3 separate regions of the Homo sapiens genome follow, and all the other regions are linked to region 2. A link is a contact called in ENCODE Hi-C or POLR2A ChIA-PET data. All regions are on one chromosome and are shown on one strand. Each heading gives the region's core, a stretch centred on a gene start or an enhancer-like site at or near the end of the contact. The rest is flanking DNA. Distances are from core to core; before and after follow the strand shown.

Evidence for each region. Hi-C counts contacts between places; a loop is a spot of excess contacts on that map. ChIA-PET counts read pairs that join two places held with the same protein, here RNA polymerase II (POLR2A). Pooled maps may share reads with other maps.
Region 1: a loop to region 2 is called in a map of natural killer cell, with 2.3 times the contacts of the local background. The contact joins the enhancer-like site here to the promoter of LINC02090 in region 2. A Hi-C loop is called at or near these places in 1 of 168 maps with a recorded cell type or tissue (natural killer cell) and 1 of 50 pooled maps. POLR2A ChIA-PET finds 5 or more read pairs at or near these places in 2 of 52 experiments (H1 and Panc1).
Region 3: a map of gastrocnemius medialis shows a loop between it and region 2 (2.8-fold over the local background). The contact joins the enhancer-like site here to the promoter of LINC02090 in region 2. A Hi-C loop is called at or near these places in 1 of 168 maps with a recorded cell type or tissue (gastrocnemius medialis) and 2 of 50 pooled maps. POLR2A ChIA-PET finds 5 or more read pairs at or near these places in 2 of 52 experiments (BJ and activated CD4-positive, alpha-beta T cell).

The regions. Positions count from the first base shown.
Region 1 is chr17:17,118,213-17,121,730 of GRCh38, forward strand. The region is part of intron 3 of MPRIP (myosin phosphatase Rho interacting protein); the gene reads left to right. Among named protein-coding and RNA genes, the nearest start is that of MPRIP, 78 kb to the left of the region's middle. RefSeq lists an enhancer at 1,018-1,543. Within about 2 kb of position 1,444, at least 24 of the 41 ENCODE cell types and tissues checked have a DNase peak (open chromatin) inside an H3K27ac peak, as active enhancers do; they include natural killer cell, where a contact is called at or near this core.
Region 2 is chr17:16,986,569-16,990,067 of GRCh38, forward strand. LINC02090 (long intergenic non-protein coding RNA 2090) reads left to right here and starts at 1,761. Exons shown (of 3, transcript NR_146886.1): 1 at 1,761-1,955; 2 at 2,347-2,482. RefSeq lists enhancers at 421-1,251, 1,884-2,103.
Region 3 is chr17:17,148,389-17,152,007 of GRCh38, forward strand. It overlaps MPRIP (myosin phosphatase Rho interacting protein), which reads left to right. Exons shown (of 24, transcript NM_001364716.4): 12 at 1,756-1,845. Among named protein-coding and RNA genes, the nearest start is that of PLD6, 56 kb to the right of the region's middle. RefSeq lists an enhancer at 1,953-2,032. Within about 2 kb of position 1,708, at least 8 of the 41 ENCODE cell types and tissues checked have a DNase peak (open chromatin) inside an H3K27ac peak, as active enhancers do.

The DNA of each region.
Region 1 (3,518 bases), core at 194-2,693, 130 kb after region 2:
TGCAGCCAAACTACTTCTAGGAGCCTGATCTAACAAATCACAAGCCTCTCTTTTGAGGATGTGCTGGGGACCACCCCAAAAGCCATCGGGTGTAGAATGGGCATCCAACTCTTGGCCCAAAGTCCCTCTGGGGTTGCAGGACCCTCTCTGGGGTCTGCCAGGTTGTAGCATGCAGGTTTCATGTGGGACACCTGAAGGGTGGGGAAGAGTGCAGAATCATGGCTCCCTTCCCAAGGAGGTGATAGGACCTGGAATCAGACCTGACACCTGAGGACAGGCATTGGGATGAGGGCTCAGCCCAGCCTAGGGGCTGTTCCATGCAGCTTCAGGAGGCTACAGTGTGGAGGATGATTGTGGAACTGCCCTTTGAACCATGAGGACTGTGGAGTACACCAGGACTGGCGGTGACGACTGGGAAGGGGGAAGGGAGTTCTGCCTGGTGGGTACCTGCTAGGCCCATTGTCAGTCCCTAGGCGTGGTTGGCCTAACACTTCTCTGAGTTGTGGCACAGAGGCCAGGCAGAGGCTTTGCTTACTCTGGGCCTGCATGGGATCATGACCCCTTTTCTGCGGCTCTTTCCAGTTTCCTCAGAGGACTTGGGCTTTGGGGATATCTGTCTGTGGAGAGTGCTGCTCCCTGGGGAGGTCTGCAGCCCCAGAGGGACTTTGGGCCAAGAGTTAAGTGCCCTTTCTACACTTGATGGCCTTTGGGGTAGTCACCAGCACCTCCTCAAAAGAGAGGGGCTTGTGATTTGTTAGATCGGGCTCCTAGAAGCAGTTTGGCTGCAGCAAGAAGAGCCGGGAGACCACCTTTGACCTGAGCCAGCCACACAGCCCCCATGAGCCCTGCTCCTGTGTTGTGCCTCCCAGGATGTGGGTTCCAGGGGCGCCTAGGAACTCAGCTGGTGCTCCCCAAGGGCTGTGTTCCTTCCTGAGAAAACTCTGGAGCCAATGTCCTGAATTCCAAAGAAAGGAAGGACCTCTCCTTAGACCTGGCTCGAGCAGCCAGACCATGTCTGCAGCACAGCCCACCAGCCCAAGGGAGGAGGGAGGTGGTGTTCCTGCCTGGGCGCTGCCTAATCAGGCCATAGCTCAGTGAAGTGCCAGGCTGAAGGCAGGGGCCGTGCTGGGCAAGTCTCCACGTGGTCCAGGCTGGGTAGCCCTGCCTACAGTTTCTCTGATAAACTTAGGCATGACCTTGTGCAAACAATTGTTAAGTCCAGGGAGGAAAGATGCCAAGGAGAGAGGGGCAAGGGTGCCAGTCAGAGAGGACCACACTTGTTCTGGGTGGCCCACAGAGTGCCACGTCCCATAATCACTTGGAGCCCCAGCTTGTACATTTGAAAGTCAGAACAATGATGTGCCTGCCTCCTGAAGCTGTCATCAGTACCTGTAGCTACTCAGGGCCTGGCCACAGTGAGCACCCAGGAAGTGGTGAATACACTTCCTGCTTCTACTGCAAGGCAATTCCCTGTGTCCTCCCTAGAACGTGCCGAGCTGCCTGTCCCTGCCAGAGTGCAGATGAGCAAGGCGACCGCTCAGCCCCAAAGTTTGCAGACAAAGCTTTTCATACTCCTTAAGTGGGTCACAGTGCATATGAAAAAATAATAAATACAGTGCACATGGTAGAAATACTGACTCACCGTTTTCCATTTCATGTGCATGTGTGCACTTGTGTGTGTGCTCATCATGGTGTGAATGTGGTGTTCCATGTGGGCCTTGGTTGGATGAGTTTGTGAAACATGCTGTCTCAGGACCTCAGGTGTGGGGGGAAGTCAGGTTTCACCTTGAAATCCCCTTTCTGACCTTGAGATTTTGGGAGTAATTCTTTGCCCTAGGGGAAAGCCTTTGTTTCTTGGGTCTCTGTTTTCTGGTCTGAATGAGGGATTGGGGGATAAAGGGAAGACTCCCACCCAGGTCTCACGTGCGACTGGTTCTGTAACAGCAGCTGCCTGGAAGGAAGGTCCTCCTGATGATAACGCCAAACAGCCTCTCACCATATTTCTGCTTACTTTCCTCTTGTTTCCCTCTGGCTCTTAGAAGCTTGCCTTCCCACACTCATGGGGTCAACAAGAAACAAAGGCCTGTTTTCCCAAAAGTGCTTCTGCTTGGGCCAGGGGTGTGGTGGAGAGTCCCCGGTTGGAGAGGCTGCTATAGCAGTATTATCCTAACCCAGGAAGGTCACTCTGGCCTCTGACAAGATGCCCTGGCTGCAGTGCACAGAGCTTCCAGCCTCCCATGGGCCTGTGGACAGAGGACCGGCAGGAGGAGCAGGGTGTGCTCATCTCTTTGGAGAGAAGCCTGAGTCCTGTGTCCTCCTGCCTAAACAATCTGCAGCCTGTAGCAACTCTGCCCCTTAGCTGGGGTAGGGTGGAGCCCAGAAGAGGACCAGAGGCTCCAGATAGCTGGAGGGCTATGTGGGGGCTGAACCCATAACTTGGTGACATAGCAGAGTCGATGGCCTACAGAGGGCCGTCTCTTTTTTTGGAAAATGAATCAAACAAAACTAGGTGAAGCTCAGCCTCCTAGGAAACCTGGATTCCTGACCTCTGGAGGTATAGAATTAGGGCAGGAAGCTCATCAGAGTTGCTTTGCTGACAGCGTTAGAGCTGAGGCGTTCCTTCTGGCTGGATTTGGGTTACAGCCTAGATATTTGCCCTTACTCTCGCAGCACAAGATTCAGGCCTACCCAGACACAGATGGTTGTATCCTGCCCCCTAGGCAGAGGCAGGGGAGGGGAGAGGTGCTGGCTGAGGGGCTCCCTGGAGCCATTGGTTGAGTCTGTTCAGTCTGGAAATGCTGCTGAGTGCAGAGCAGCAGGGGGACCAGCTCTGGAACCAGAGTGCCTGGGTTTGAATCCTGACATGGCTACTTCCTAGCATTGTGACCTTAAATCAAAATTACAGTTCTGCGTTGTTTAATGACAGGCACACATCCTGAGAAATGTGTTTTCTCAGGCAGTTTGGTCCTTGTGTAAATATTCTAGAGTGCACTTACACAAAGTTAGACAGTACAGCTTATTGCACACCTAGGCTTTGTGGTAGAGCCTATTGCTGCGAAGCCATAAACCTGTACAGCATATACTGCAATATCACAAGCAGTTATAACACAGTGGCAAGTATTGATGTATCCAAACCTAGCAAAACATAGAGGGAGCTGTTGACTAACATCGTTGTGCGGTGCATGACTGCACCTAGCTTCTTAGCAGTCTGCTTCCTTGTCTGCGGGATGAGAGTGACAGTAGTGCCTGCCTCATAGTGTGTTCGGAATGTTCAGTGAGAGGACACGGGAAGAGTTTGCAGCAGTGCGTGGTATTCAAGGGCATGGGCGCAAACATGAGCACCATTGTGCCCTGCGCCTGTGCTGGTGCTGTTGTTGCTGCTTCCCCATCGGCAGCAGGGGAAGGGGGAACACTGCACTACTGAGACTTGGAGGGAGCTATTTTCTTTTTCTTTTTCTTTTTTTAAGTTCAGGGGTGCAAGTGCAGGTTTGTCACATAGGTAAAGTTGTGTCATGGAA
Region 2 (3,499 bases), core at 511-3,010:
CCCTTGGAGCTTGAGGGCAGAATGATTTGGGGGGATGGGCCAGGGGCTGGCTGCCTTGGGTCTCTACTCCTTGTGTTTTGGCACGATGCTCCTTGGCCACCCCAGCTGTGGCTCAAATGGGCCCAGGTGTGGCTTGGGCTGCTGCTCCAAAGGGTGCAAGCTGTGAGCCTTGGCAGCATGCATGTGTTGCTAATTCTGCAGGCACACAGAGTGCAAGAGCTTTGGGGGTATGGCTGCCTCCCCTTGAATTCAAAGAATGCCACAGAGGGATAGCCCCCATTAGGGCAATGCCCACCAGAATTGTGAGGTTGGGTCTAAAACTAAGACAGGCCCTAAGTACCCGGAGTCATCCTTGACTTCTCTTTCTCTCCCTGTCTCCTTCCCTTCCACCAATCCATTAGCAAACACTGTTGGCTTTACGTTCAAAATATGACCAAAATCATCTGAGCACTTACCACCTTCAGGCCTGCTTCAAGCCACCCCCTACCAGCCCCTTCTCAGAGGCCCCCCCACCCCCAGGTGCCATGTACTCTGTTAGCACCTGAGCCACAGCTGAGCCCTCCACTGCCCAGGAACCTCTGCCACTCCCCAGCTGCTCTGACTAAACACTGGATCTTTATAATGGCCCTGGGCCTTGAACCTGGGCCTTCTCTCCCTGAGCCCTCTGCCACTCTCCCCTGCTCACACCAGGCCAATGCTGACAACTTCCCCTCTGTGCTGTTCCGCTGCCTGGAATGCTCTCTGCCCAGATGTGTGCTTGGGTGACTGCTTGCCTCCCAGGAAGCTTGCCCAAATCTTGCCTCCTCAGTTAGGACAGCCCCGGCCATTCATCTCAAAGGCAAGGGGCACAGAGTATGGGCTCAGTACACGTATGGGGGAGGAGGGAGGGAGGGAGGTGGAGAGGGAGGAGGAGGAAGGGAGGAATGCACAGGCCATTTCATTCCAGCGAGAACAGGTCACAAGGCACACCCAAAAGCAACCCGGGTGGTACAAAACTAAAGATGACCGAAGGCCACCATGAACAGGCGGGAGAGGGCAGCTCTGTTCATCACCCCTGGGGCAGATGTGGAGACTCCAGATGTGTCACATCTGGACAGCCCCTTCTCTGCCCCTTCCTACCCCCTGCCCCGCCCATCCACCAGGGGTTCAAGACAATACAGGAGACAGTTGTCCTCCTCCCAGGACCCTGAGAATGGCTGGGGCTGGGGAAGATGCTCAGTGGCCTTTGAAACTCAGCTTAATTTTGCGCCAAACGGGTGACCCTGCCACCCCCATGAAAAGGCAGAGCACTAGAATGAGAGTCCAGACTATGGACTCTAGTCCTCTTGATGTCCCAAGCTCAGCATGTGACCTCAGACTAGGCACTTAGCCTCTGTGGGCCTCAGTTTCCCCTTCTGTCCAAATCAGGGGGGTTGGAATGTGGTCACCCAACTAAAAGCCCACTCTATACACTGAGCGTCTACAAATACAAGGAACACAGAGTTGATTTGTTAGGAAACCCATCACGTCCATCCTGACCTAGATGGGTTTCACTCTGACGTTGTGCAGTCAAATGCTCTACCCCTGAGCTACACCCCCTACTCTGACGTTGTGACCGCTGCACCTGGGCTGATTGTACCCCAGACCAGGGGCAATGTCACCTGGCACCACCCTTTCCCACTACTCTTCCCTCTCGAGAGAGACTGGGGTTTCACACAGAGCAGTCGAGCCCCATAAATAGCAGCTGGCCACTCACAGGCCAACCCTCCCAGGCCCCAAAAAGGAAGTGAGAGACAGGCAGACACTTCTGTTCTTCCTGCAGAAAGTGCTGCTTCTGCAGTGACTCGTCAGATGCTCCCCAGAGCCCAGCACAGACCCGGCTCCACCCACTTCTGTGGGTTGGCCAGATGAGTGAGAAACACAGGCACAGCCAACGAGAGGGAGCTGAGGCCGGACCCAGGAGTCTTTTTCCTATGGTAGGGGATATCTCTGTGTGAGGAAGCCCCATGGGGAGTCCTTGGGTGAGTTGCCAGGAGGAGGTGACTCAGGATAAATTCCCTTAGGAGGTGCCTTCACTTCTAGATCCAAAGAGTCATCCCCTACCTCCTTAGGGTAAAACTAGATTTTGAGTATCACGGTGTTTGTGGATAACCTGGCCCCAGTGAGTCCCCTTGCAAGGGCCTTTGGAGATGCTTCTGCACATGGACACTAGGAGCCATGAGCAGAGACAGTCCCTGCAGCAGCATCTGAAACCATGAACCCCAGGAAGACAACGTGGCACTGTTTTTGTCAGCCCTGCCTACGCTTTGCTAAAGTCTGTCCATTCAGCTCTTTTTCATGTTGACCGCACCACTGTTTCCTGCCCAGGTCCTGCCTGATATAGTAACCGGGAAAGGGATGAATGTGATGCAATGTGCTCTTGTAATGGAGCATCACAGAACAGGTCAAAGACACAAGCCACACAGCAACGAGCGCGGACAGGCAGGGCAGAGCACAGCTGCACGTAAGTACATTTTAAACACGGACCCCAACATAGCACTAGACATTGTTCATAATGCCTCCCTACATATGTAAAACACAAAAGTGGATTGGAGACACACAGAGGGGAGACTGCAGGCACCTCAGCCTCTCATCCCTCTTCTCATCAGGCCATTTCTGCTCTGCACCAGCGGTTCTCAACCAAAGTGCTTCTGCCTTCACTGTCAGGAGACATGTGGCCATGCTGGGGACATCTGGGGTGTCTCAATGATGGGGGTGGGAGGGATTGCTACTGGCATCTGGGGGTAGAGGCCAGGGATGTTCCCAACCATCCTAGGATGCAAGGGACAGCCCCACCACAAAGCAGGTGTGGCCCCAGCTCGTTCACAGCTGTCTACTTCCTCCTGGCGTAGCTGTGCAACTTGTACAACCACAAGCAACACGTATTTGTTTTACAAGGAACTCACTGGAGACAGCACCCAGTCTGAGAACTTTGTACTATGGAAGGGTTTTGTTTTTGAAAACCGAAATTACAGAATAAATTACAGAGAGAGAGAGAGCAAGAGCGAGAGCGAGAGAGTAAGAGAGAGAGAGAAACTTCACCATATGGGTTCAAATGAGCAACCTGGGTATTCTTGGCTCCTGGTGGAAAGGGAGGTGCTAATCTCAGGTGGGCCCACCTGCTGTGGCATGGGGCTTGGTTTTGAGCTGCTCCTTCCACTCCTGGCACAGGAGGAGCAGATGTTTAGGGCGGCCACGTGACTAACTGGGCAGCCAAGACCAAGACTCCTGTGCACGCTGAAACTCACGTTCTCAGTGGAAAGGAAAGATCTGCTGACCGCTCACTCAGGATGAGGGGTGTGGTGAGTCAGCCGTGGGGCCTCTGTGTGGCCCAGACCAAACAGCTGGTTTTGGGCATGGCAGAAGTCAATGAGGCAAGGCCCTGATGGGTAGCGCTGACCTGAGTGCTACCTGGCTAAAGCCAAGGAGGAGCCATGCGGCAGAATCCGTTCATGCAGCTCGCATGCTACAAGTGGCTGCT
Region 3 (3,619 bases), core at 458-2,957, 160 kb after region 2:
CTGCACTGATGGTGCAAAAGCAATGGGAGGTAAAGCCACTAGCACTTGGCACAGCCCCATCTGTAGCAACAGGCTGGACCAGTGGTCACTGGATTCTTCACTGCCATACATTTTAAATAATTAATCGTTTTAAAATAAATAAGGTCCTTGAAAGAGCAGCAGAAGTTACTAATTTTATGAAGCCTCAATCTTTAAATGCCCATCTTTTTAATATTCTGTGATTTGAAATGGGAAGTAAGCATCGCCTGGCTGCATACTAGAGTGTGCAGGCTTTCTCATGGAAAGGACTTGTGTGATTGAGTTGCCAGCTGAACTAGCAGCTTCTTTTGGAGCACCACGTTTACTTGAAAAACAACTGATAGGCAAAACTGTGGTCATTAATTTTGGGTGTTTGGCATATATTTTCATGAAAATGAACCAAGTTGGCTCATTCCTCTAAGGAAAACAACTGACAGAATTTGTTGCCAGTGATATAATTTGAGCTTCCAAGCAAAAATTAGAACTTGGGAAAATTTGTATTCACCATCATGAACTTCCCTTTACTTACACTCTCCTGATGAAATAGGTGGTGGTATTAGCAAAGGCGATATTTTAATATTACATAATGAAATGTGTAGACAATTGGAAGCTGTGCATAACAATATTTTCCATGTGACCAGTACCTAATGTTACAAAAGCATGCCTGGGTTTTAATGTAACACAGTACAGAGAGTTCATGGGCATGATTTCAGATACCACATTGCAGTTAACCTTTAAGAGCCTACTGCTTGTCAAAGAACAGCCACAACTACCTGAAAAAGCTATTAAAAATACTTCCTTTGTTGTCCGGGGGCGGTGGCTCATGCCTGTAATCCCAGCACTTTGGAGGCCAAGGCAGGCGGATCACCTGAGGTCAGGAGTTTGAGACCAGCCTAGCCAACATGGTGAAACCCTGTCTCTACTAAAAATACAAAAATTAGCTGGGCTTGGTGGTGGTCATCTGTAGTCCCAGCTACTCGGGAGACTGAGGCAAGAGAATCACTTGAACCCGGGAGGCAGAGGTTGCAGTGAGCTGAAATCGTGTCACTGCACTTCAGCCTGAGTGACAGAGCAAGACCCCATCTCAAAAAAAAAAAAAACTTCCGTATTGAACAGATGGAATGCAGAAACAAGAATCCAGCTGTCCTTTCTGAAGACAGATGTTAGAGAGATTTGCAAAAATTCAAAGCAATGTGACTCTTATCACTGATTGTTAAATCAGATTTTTATTTTAAAATGAATTTATTTTATTCTCAAATGAACAAATATATTTAAATTTTACATTTATATTAATATATATTTTCATATATATTTAAATGTATAAAATATATTTTATAATATATTTTAAAATATATTTAAATATTTTTAAATTAAAATTTTTAAAATATTTACATTTTAATTTCTAACATAGTAAATACCATCAATAGATGAAATCCACCTAACAGAAGCTCTTCTAGGGCCACCAGTTTTTAAGAGTGTGAAGGGATTTCAACAGCAGCATGTTTGAGGACCACTGGCGTGGACTATCTTTGGCTGGATACAGGGACAGATGGTGGTGTGATTGCACCCAGTGAGGGGCCTGGGTCATGCAGTAGTAGGATAGACGGTGTCCTCACTTGTCAGTGTGTATACTATTAAAAGTAAAGTCAGTGCAGAAAATCACTTACGGAAATTTGCTCATCTAGGCATTGGTTCTACTTCCTAAAAATCTCAAGACATTCTCACTTCCCTCGGCAGGCAGCCGACTTGGATGGAGAAATTGACTTGTCCGCATGTTACGATGTCACAGAGTATCCAGTTCAGAGAAACTATGGCTTCCAGATACATGTGAGTCCAGGGATGGAAGTGGGGCCACAGGCTTGACAGGCAGGGATGCATGTCAGAGTGCCTAATGTCTGGGCTGGGGGCACTTCTGGACAGGCCTGATGCAGCGTGTATGGTCAGCACTTAGTCTTTCCCACTACCCTTGACACCTCTGTCCTGTGGCACCTGACCCTATTCCCCAATTTGTGATGTGAACAGTACATTAGACGTTAGTATCTTTTTTCTGAAGACTGCTTAAAGCTTTTTTGTTTCTGAAGGTTCCTTTTTTCTTTTGTTTTTTGTAATGCTGGAGTTGGGGCAATTGGAAGGATGTGGGGTATGGGGAATAAGAATGAAAGTGTTAGTCAATTATTTACATCCGCTTTTTACTCACTTATTCATGTGTTTGTTCATTCATTTACTTACAAGGCTATTTTTTCCCAAAATCTTGTGAGGTACTCAGATGAGCAAGGCATTGCACTGTTCTCAAAAAAAAAAAAAAAAAAAAAATCTTATTGGTAGGACAAAATGGTTCTTATTGGCTGTTTCTTCAAAACTGTGTGGATCAAGGACTGCCTGCAGTCAGCCAGACTCCAGGTTAAGAGCACAGTCCTCCTGACTGCCACATCTGCCTCCATTTCTTTTTTTTTCCCCCAAGACAGGGTCTCACTCTCTGTCCAGGCTTGAGTGTAGTGGCACAATCATGGCTCACTGCAGGCTCGAAATCCTAGACTCTAACGATCCTTCTACCTCAGCCTCCAGAGTAACTGGGACTACAGGTGCATGCCACCATGCCCAGCTTATTATTATTATTATTATTATTATTATTATTATCATTATTTAGAGAGACAGGGTTTCACCATGTTGCCCAGGAGGGTTTTGAACCCCTGGGCTCCAGCGATCCACTTGCCTTGGCTTCCCAAAGTGCTGGGATTATAGGCATGAATCACTGTGCCCAGTCCTGCCCCCACTTCTGACACCAGTTGTGAGTCCGGAGGTTTCCAAAACCACCTTCAGTTTCAAAAATTCACTAGAATGACTCACAGGATTCAGGAAAGTACTGTCTTTACAATGAGTTTTATTATAGAGAAAGTATGTAAGTCAGAACCAGCCAAGGGAGAGCCATGTGGAGTAGAATCTGGGACTGGGGGAGTCACAGATGCCAAAAGTTTCTGCATCCTTGGGGACACGGTGTCCTCTTAGCCCTGATGTGGGGCAGTGCGCAGAGCATTGCCCGGAAGCCCACCTGAGCCCCGGTGTTGAGTTTTAGGAGGCTCTGTAGCTGCTGTGGTTGATGGAGTTGTTGTCCTCATAGTTGAACTCCACCTAAAGCCCTTCCCGCCATGGTTGGCTACTTTCACATGGCCCAAACCCCAACCCTCTGATTTAATGGGTTTCCTCTAATTTCCTGCTTCTGGCCAGGCCAGCCTCTACCCTGAGTTGTCTTGTCAGCATGAAGTGTTAGGTGGGGTCCCAGGGTACCACCATGAGTAACAAAGACTCTAGTCATTCAGGAAATTCCAAGGTTTGGAAGTTACCTCCCAGGAGCTAGGACAGAGGCCAGGCCTCTCTTTGGGTAAAGTTAGTTCGTCACTCGCAAGGGCTTTAAGATGGGTGGAGAGTGTGATGAGTAGAGAGCTGCCCCCATGGGGCTGGGCCCTGGCCCTGGGACTTGGTTCTCACACAAGGCTAGACTCTGGTGGGCTCACCTGTAGCAGGGTCATACCTTCAAATTTTGGGGCCCAGAAACTCAATTTTATTGCTGTGTTGAGAGTTGATCCAGTATTTGGGGCTCACT